2 separate regions of the Homo sapiens genome follow, and region 1 is linked to region 2. A link is a contact called in ENCODE Hi-C data. All regions are on one chromosome and are shown on one strand. The core of a region is the stretch at or near the end of the contact, and the rest is flanking DNA. Distances in the headings are between cores, read along the strand shown. Region 1 has its middle 220 kb from the start of LINC00583. Region 2 has its middle 220 kb from the start of LINC01235.

Region 1 (3,874 bases), core at 68-2,567, 54 kb after region 2:
TTCCTCACTCATCACAGACTACTGTAACTCTTTAAAAGGAATATTAACAATGATGGCTCCTCCCTCTCTCTTCCAATTGTGACCATTTCCACCTCATACTGCAGCACTTTCATACTACATTGTAATTAGTATTTGATCTATCTGTGCTACCTGTCTACTTTGAGGTCTTTGCCAGTCTATTCACCCTTGTGTCTCTAGCACCAATCACAGTTTCCAGCATAAAATATGTATTCTATTAATATTTATTAAATGAATAATACATCTGATGAGCACTAAACTTGGTTAAGCACAATGCTTGATTTAATCACACAATAATATTTTGAAATAGGTATTATTATCCTTCCTAATTTAGAGACCACAGCACTAAGTCTCAGAGGACTGCTGCCTTTGCAAGTTGATCTGTCACAGGTGGCAAAGATGGGATTTTAAGTCAGGTTTGTTTGGCTCAGTGATGTGCTAATAAAGGTTTAACAACCAGCTTTCCAGGAATCAAAAGCCCTTCTTTGTAGCATGTGCCAATAACTATGGTGTAAATTTTAAGCTACCAAGGTAACATCGGTGGGTTTGCAACATTCCTGAAATTTAACATTTGGCTACAAACTGACTTCATAATACCACTGGTTAGACTGCAAATGTGGGCTATTTCCAGCTTAGCCAACGCTGGTAGTCAGGTTCCTGTCTTAGTGACTTAGGATCCTAGCAATTGCTGCAGCACAGTCATCCACTATAACCTTTGACTGCTGATAATCTCTGTATTCCAGACTGTTTTGCAGCTGGTCACATGACTGACAAGTCCATTCATCAGGAATGTTCTTCCTTCACCCGAGGCCAGCCATCCACTTCAGCTTTTAGACATGAATTAAGCAGAACAGAGGTTTTTAAAGTAAATGCTTTAAGATATGCTAGTCTTCTGATTTCCCCCAACCCTAAAAAATAATTGGACAAAAGCAATACCCTGTTGGGTTGAGAATTTATAAGGGAGGGCTTCTTTGAGATGTACAGTTGTTTTGAGACTGAAATGGCAGTCGATAAGTTGTGTTCGTGTTGAAATAACAATGTAATTATGTGAAGCTGCTTATCTTTAGTATCTTCAGGCAGAAAAAATGTTTAGAAAACCTCACTGAGTCCCCAAAGTTTTCCAGGGATTGTCTGAGACGCCTTGGAATGCTAGCAGAATCCACACAGGCTGATTAGAGGGGAAGCTTTCAGCACTCTTAAAAACTCTCACGTTATTTTCTCCCTTGGGAAGCTGCTGAAGAACATGTTGTATTGGGAGTGCAAAGCCGCTAGGTCAATGGAATCATTTCTTTGTGACTTGGGGATTTCTCAGAGCCAGCAATGTTATCCAAGCTTCATCCCTGTGACTGAGGAGAATTGCATCAGCTGCTCACGGGATACCAGATCTCAGTACGACATCTATTTAAGCAATGCCCTGCATGGCAGATGTCAGAGTGCAGTTACTGGATGCACGTGTGACTGAGTACAGTGAAGCCTGGTTTATTCTCTTGGGCTTACTAGCAAGTTTCAAAAAATATTTGGAAAAAAAGTTGTGTTACAGTAATATGACTGTCAGGAAGAAAATTAGAATTATCTTTGTGTCCTATGTGTATAAAAGTTAGTTGTATGTGGTTCTTTGTGCATATTTGTAAAAATGCATGTGACATAGATGCAAAAAAGATAGGCAGTAGTGAACAGGTGTCTTCAGCTTAATGTCAAGCAACAATTTTTGTCCCAGCTCTGCTTCTATCTAACTCTGTGTCTTGAAATCACCACTTAGTGTTTCTTGTCCTTAATTATCTTGAATAGAAACACAGGGGTTTGAAATCTATGGAGTCATTTCCTTCTTTTTTAAAAATTCCTAGGTTACAGGAAATGAAATTAAGCAACAATCTTATTTCAAAAGCATCTTGAACAAGAAAACTTTCAAAAGAAATAAATGAATGATATTCAAATAATAGTATTTTTTAGAAAAAGTATTAATTTAGGATTTAAGAAAAACTCTGGTGATTTTTTTCCTTTTGGCCAAGGCTATATCCACATACATCTGGATAAAAGTGAAAAAGAAAATATGCCAATCACCCAGATGGTTCTAAGTGTTTGATATCTGTCATCATGCAGGCCAAACACCTGGGTGATTGTGTTCATTTTCACCCTTCAGCCAGATGTTTTGAAACCACGGAGGTATGTCTTACATAAAAAAAAATTAAGCAGAATGGGGTGCAGTAAGAGGTAGAAAAAGAAGAAAATCAGCAATTTTTGAGCACCTACTCCCTGTCAGACACTTTCTTTCGTATTTTAATCCTCATAAGAACTCCATGAGGCATTATCTCCAACTTATAGATAAGGAAACTGAGGCTTGGAAATCTAAATTATTTGCCAATGTCACATATCTAAGAAGTAGTAAAGCTAGGATTTGAATTCTGTATTATAGAAAAAAATATTAGAAATAAATGCAATTAAGTTACAGGTAATGAAATTAGAGCTGAGAAAGAGTGCCTGCGTAAATAACACATACATGTAGATATTGAAACAGACGTAACTACTGCTACTGTTATTCATCTTAAGAACTTTTTACTCCAAGTCTATAACAAATGCCCATAGAAGGAGTAAGCAAAACCAGCCTAGAAGAACTGGCCCACTGTTGGACAGGTCTCTTGGTTGTGCCATGTATTTCTTTGGCTCCAACCACGTAGTAAAATTGAACACAATTGTCTCATTAATTGTTTTACCTCCCTTAAGTTAGGAATCTTGGATGATTTTGTAAAACTACCTAGTTTATTATACAAGTGTATGTAGAATAGCGTGCAAATATATGTGTGATGATTTACTAGGAAGAAGATTCTGAATATTTGATTTTATAACTCATTGTAAATAACCTGGGGGGTAAACTTCCCTGTATACAGCAGAAGGCAAGTTGGCCCATCCCAAGGTTCTCAACAATGGCTTTATCTTTGGGGAAATAATGAATCAGACTATTCCTCCATTATATGCCAAGAAACATAAGTTCCTGAGCCCACATGGAAAGGGAACTGAAAGCACCCTTTGCACGACTCTGCTTATATGGTAATACTGCTGACTCACATCCAGGGCAAAAATGCCCTGCTCTTACCCAGACAGCAAGCACAGGAGAAGAGAATAACTCTTATGAGGTTACTTTACCTGGCTTCCCCACTGTTTTGTAACAATGCAGGTATGTCTTACATTAAAAAAATTAAGCAGAATGGGATGCAGTAAGACAAAAGATGATCCTGAAGATGATCATGGGTCTTGAATATGATTGTGATGGGAGGTCTGGTCCTAAGTTTACTTACCCCAGTTGCTGACCTGCAAGTTAGAGCACTGGGAAGAACATTCACTTTTTAAGTAAATATAAGGATGAGAATTTACAGAGTAAGGAAATGGGGTCGAAGGAGGGCAGATGAGTGTATAAATGTTAGTTCCAGAATATGAAGGAACGGGTTGGAGATAATGCATTCTTTGGAAATAGCAAATGCTGTTGAAGCTTTTCAAAAAAGGAAATAAATCATAAAAGAATTTGGAATGCTTTTTATGGGTTGAAGTAGAAGAAAATTGAACATCAATATGATTCTGGAAAGAAATTTTGTGTCACTGCATTATTTAAATGTTAGGGGAAAATGATCAAAGCAGCCAACATTCAAAAAGGAATAATCTCTTTGGAAAACTTAATACACACATATCTGCAAATATTTAGGGGACAAGGAAAGACTATGGAGGAAATTTTGTGTCTATATAGTTAGACATTTTCTGATCTAGACCTACCCGGAGGCATATGCTGAAAACCTTCAATGTTTAAGCTCAGTTCTTCCCTGAACCATTTCAAACCAAATCTGAGCATTCTTTTAGAAGTCCCATT
Region 2 (4,554 bases), core at 173-2,672:
GCCACATTTTTCTTTATTCAGTCTAACATTAATGGGCATTTGGGTTGGTTCCAAGTCTTGCTATTGTGAATAGTGCTGCAGTAAACATAGGTGTGCATGTGTCTTTATAGTAGAATGATTTATAATCCTTTGGGTATATACCGAGTAATGGGATTGTTGGGTCAAATGGTATTTCTAGTTCTAGATCCTTGAGGAACCCCCACTGTCTTCTACAGTGGTTGAACTAATTTACACGCCCACCAACAGTGTAAAAGTGTTCCTATTTCTGCACATCCTCTCCGGCATCTATCGTTTCCTAACTTTTTAATGAAGGCCATTGGAAAAGCATAGTATCTGGCCCGGATAGCTCCATACCTCATGGCACGGTCCCTCACGGCTTCCCTTGGCTAGGGGAGGGAGTTTCCCGACCCCTTCTGCTTCCCTGGTGAGGCGACACCCCACCCTGCTTCAGCTCCCCCTCCGTGGGCTGCACCCACTGTCTAACTAGTCCCAGTGAGATGAACTGGCTACCTCAGTTGGAAATGCAGACATCACCTGCCTTCTGCGTTGATCTCACTGGGAGCTGCAGACTGGAGCTGTTCCCATTTAGCCATCTTTCCTGGGAATCTTTTTGTTTTAATTGTCAAGACTTGAGGACAGGAGTCGCCACTGATATCCAGTTGGTCAGTCCAGCCAGGGACGCTGTTAAATATTTTGCCGTGTATGAGACAGCCTCCCACAGCAAAGAATTATGCAGCCCCAAGTGCTGACAATAGCGGTAAGGTTGAGAAACCCCGAGCTGAGCTATCAGGGGTCACACTTCACGATGACAGTGTCAGGGCTCCCCTGGTTAAGTGTGTGATGTGGGGAAGAGTCTCTACGAGGAACAAACGATCCAAGAAGAACTAACTGGTAAGATTTTTCTTGCTAAAGTCTTGAGAAAAAAAATCAATGTTATCCTAACTCAGACTGAATTTTAAAAGAAATAATAAAAGGTCAAATGGTAAACAATCTCTTAAGGAGTTAACAGGATCCAAAGAGTTAATTTGAATAGGAATGGAAGTGAGCATAATTACGGTTGAAGCAGAGAGACAGTAAAAAGAGAGGCTCTAGCAGTTAATATCCAACAGAGAAAAGTTAGCTCGGTTAAGACTCTGGTTATGGCTGCCTGGGAAAAGGGCCTTTCTTTCAGGGAGGAAACCAGTGAATGAGTTCATGATTAGTGTCAAATTAAGGCTGTATTCTCATAGAGGAGCTATGAGTAGAAGCCAGGGAATCAGATTATTGGGGAAGTTGGAGTGCAGGAGCACCATGATAACCAGCTGAGTGTAAAAAAAAAAAAAAAAAAAAAAAAAAAAAAAGCAACTAGAAGTAAAGCCAGGATAAGCAGAAAGTCACATAGAGAGACAGGAATTGAGTGGTAAACTTGGCAGCAGGTTTGAGAATCCCAGGAGTAAACGCTCTGTGGATAAGTCTGTGGGCATAGCCACATTATGAAGCCTGTGCCCAAGGCCCTCAATCGCACTCTTCTGGCTCATGATACCCAGTCTAATTTTATCCCAATGAAAACTAAAAGATCTCATTTGACATTTCCTTGGATGTCCTTGTGTAGTATGTAATGAACCCAGACAGAAATAAACCGTGTTAAGGCTCAATTCTCAATGGAGGCAGCTACCTGCTATATTCATTCTAGATCCCAGAATCTCGATGTAAAAGTTTAGTGAGTCCAGATAGTGAAGACATTTTTCTAAAATAGTATCTCGAGAGCTATTTTATTCAGATAGTTATTAAGGCAACAAGAAGATTGATTGAAGACGACTGAACTATAGAATTTTACGCTTTAATAATTTTACTACCAGAATCATCGTGATACCCTTGCAACAAAGAGGAAAAACTCCAAGAAAGTGTAGTAAAACAACTTTGCCTCAGTAAACAAGAAAAATAAACAGGATTATAGAAATTGTGAATATAACACACCTTGAACAAATAATAATAATGAACTGAACCAGTGACATTGGCATCATGTCACGCACATTATCTTCCCACCTGCAAGGTCAATGTTACTTTATTTTATACATGATGACACTTAGCTATAAATTTTGTAAGTGGGCCCTAAAGCAGCAAAATTTGTAGAAGCAGTACTTTAGTGTTTTGGGGTTTTTTTGTGTGTGTTTTGGTCAGTAGAAGAACTACAGAGGGAGTTGAGATTTTTAAAAAGCATAGTTATTTTGCTGTTACAGTGAGAGAATTGGGCAGTGGCATTAAATTTCCACTTCAGTACTGAAAGACATACTCATCGAATACATGCCATCTCAATACAGACAGTGAACACATTTCCTGATCTCAGGATGAGAACGTGATCCTATTTATGTAGATGTGTTACGTGGAGGGCACTGGGGGTAATCAATACACAATATCTATGGGCAAAAAACAGATTTATATAGACTTTTTATTTTCAGTTAAAGACTAAGGAAAAACAATATATAGGGCATGAAAAATTTGAACCAGACGTGGAAAAGAGACCTCTGAAGACACAGACGATGAGAATATTTCTGAACATTGTTAAGTACAAGAATAAAGATATAATAAGCTGTATTATATGAGGCAACAAACAATTCTTAAATATTAGTGGCTTACAACAAATAAGTGTAGTTCTTGCTTAAATTCTATGTCTGTCATAAGTAAGCTTTACGGCTCTACTTATCTTTGTCTCCGAAGGACTCAGGCTGATGGAGCTTTGTCTTTTCCTTCTGTGACTGTCAAATCAGAGGAAGAGAGCATGGAAAACTAAGCATTGACTCTTAGAGTTTCCACTCAGAAATAACTTGCATCACTTATATGCACATTGCATTTGCTTAAGCATCACAGAGCCAGGCCTGATATCGAGATGGAGAACAGTCTTACTTTGTGCTCAAACTGAGAGAACAAACTGCTGTGAAACTCTATTTTCTAACAGCTATCACAATCAACTCTTCTGGTCACAAATATATCATTGACTTTTTCTTCTGCCAGCAAATTATACTTACTCCCTTCCTAAGTTCTATCCAATCACAACACTGAGCTGAACTTCTATATGTGGTTCCTTGTGGTCTACAAACCTGTGAAGCAAAATGAAAAGTTATCTGTCTCCCATACTGCTGATATGCAACTTCAGAAAAGGAAAGAAATTCAAAAAGGAAAGAAAGAGTTCTACATTCACTTGTTTAAAGCAATTCTGAAATCCCATTAGATAGTTATTGCAAGGGTACTCTACCCTGGAGGTGGGAAATGTTCTATCATGAGTACTTGATTTACCTGATGGAATTGTCTCTTTTGTCCTACCTTCACTGATGTCATTCATTTTATCTTTTTTTTTTTTTTTTTGCAATGGAGTCTCTCTCTGTTACCAGGCTGGAGTGCAATGGTGCAATCTTGGCTCACTGCAGCCTTCACCTCCCGGGTTCAAGCAATTCCCCTCCCTCAGCCTCCCGAGTACCTGGGACTACAGGCGCCCACCACCATACCCACCTAATTTTTTGTATTTTAGTAGAGACAGGGTTTCACCATGTTGGCCAGAAGGTCTTGATCTCCTGACCTTGTGATCGGTCTGCCTTGGCCTCTCAAAGTGCTGGGATTACAGGTGTAAGCCACTGCACCCAGCCCATTCATTTTATCTTATCCTCGGCCACATCTGGAGAGGTTTTGGAAGCTCCTTCTTCAAGTCTTGCCAGCTTCCTCACACTGCTTCATGGATGTGGAATTGTGGGGGCCTAAAGGATCTTACTTACTATAGCCACAAATAATAAAAAATTAGAAGTGACTGAACAAGAAATGTGCAGGAACTATAATCTATCTAAATCTAGACCTATTTATATAGATCATCAATAAAATTGTGATCTTCTTTATGAAAGAAAAGACTACATTCACTGATTCGAATAAAGTAACAACCAGAAAAACATACTGGAACATTTAATGGAAAATGAAGAAATATCAAGGCCATATAATATTTCTCACAAATCAGTAAAAAGAAAAAACAACAATGTAAGGCAGGCAAATGATAAAAACAGACAGTTGAGAATAAAGGAATATAAACAGTAAGTAAATATCTCAACTTTGCTGGTAACCAGAAAAAAAAAGAAAAGCCACTATTAATATCACTTTTGTCTTTTATATTGGCAAGAATAGCAAAGGTTACAAAACACAAGGAAGTGAATACTTTGCACTGTTGATTTGAGTGGAAATGTTTAAAATTTTTTCAAAAGCAATTTGGCAATATTAATACAAAATTAACATGAAAGCATCCTTTGGTAGCAAACCAGAGAAATAACTATTCATGAATATTTTATATCTGTATCATTATATTGGTATCTCTATATCTTTTTCCCTCTCTATATGCACTACAGTTTTGTGATAGTAAAACAATGTAGTTAATTACCTCAATAAGTGAAGTTATAGAAGAAATTAAGGTATACCCATAATATAAAACACTTGGGGCCGGGCGCGGTGGCTCACGCCTGTAATCCCAGCACTTTGGGAGGCCGAGACGGGCGGATCACGAGGTCAGGAGATCGAGACCATCCTGGCTAACACGGTGAA

The links. A loop is a pair of places that touch in the nucleus more often than their neighbours do. Pooled maps may share reads with other maps.
Region 1: a pooled map shows a loop between it and region 2 (2.0-fold over the local background). The contact joins two enhancer-like sites. A Hi-C loop is called at or near these places in 1 of 37 single-sample maps with no recorded cell type and 1 of 50 pooled maps.

What each region holds. Positions count from the first base shown.
Region 1 is chr9:13,704,819-13,708,692 of GRCh38, forward strand. No RefSeq gene overlaps it. Among named protein-coding and RNA genes, the nearest start is that of LINC00583, 220 kb to the right of the region's middle. Within about 2 kb of position 1,318, at least 8 of the 41 ENCODE cell types and tissues checked have a DNase peak (open chromatin) inside an H3K27ac peak, as active enhancers do.
Region 2 is chr9:13,650,974-13,655,527 of GRCh38, forward strand. No RefSeq gene overlaps it. Among named protein-coding and RNA genes, the nearest start is that of LINC01235, 220 kb to the left of the region's middle. Within about 2 kb of position 1,423, at least 2 of the 41 ENCODE cell types and tissues checked have a DNase peak (open chromatin) inside an H3K27ac peak, as active enhancers do.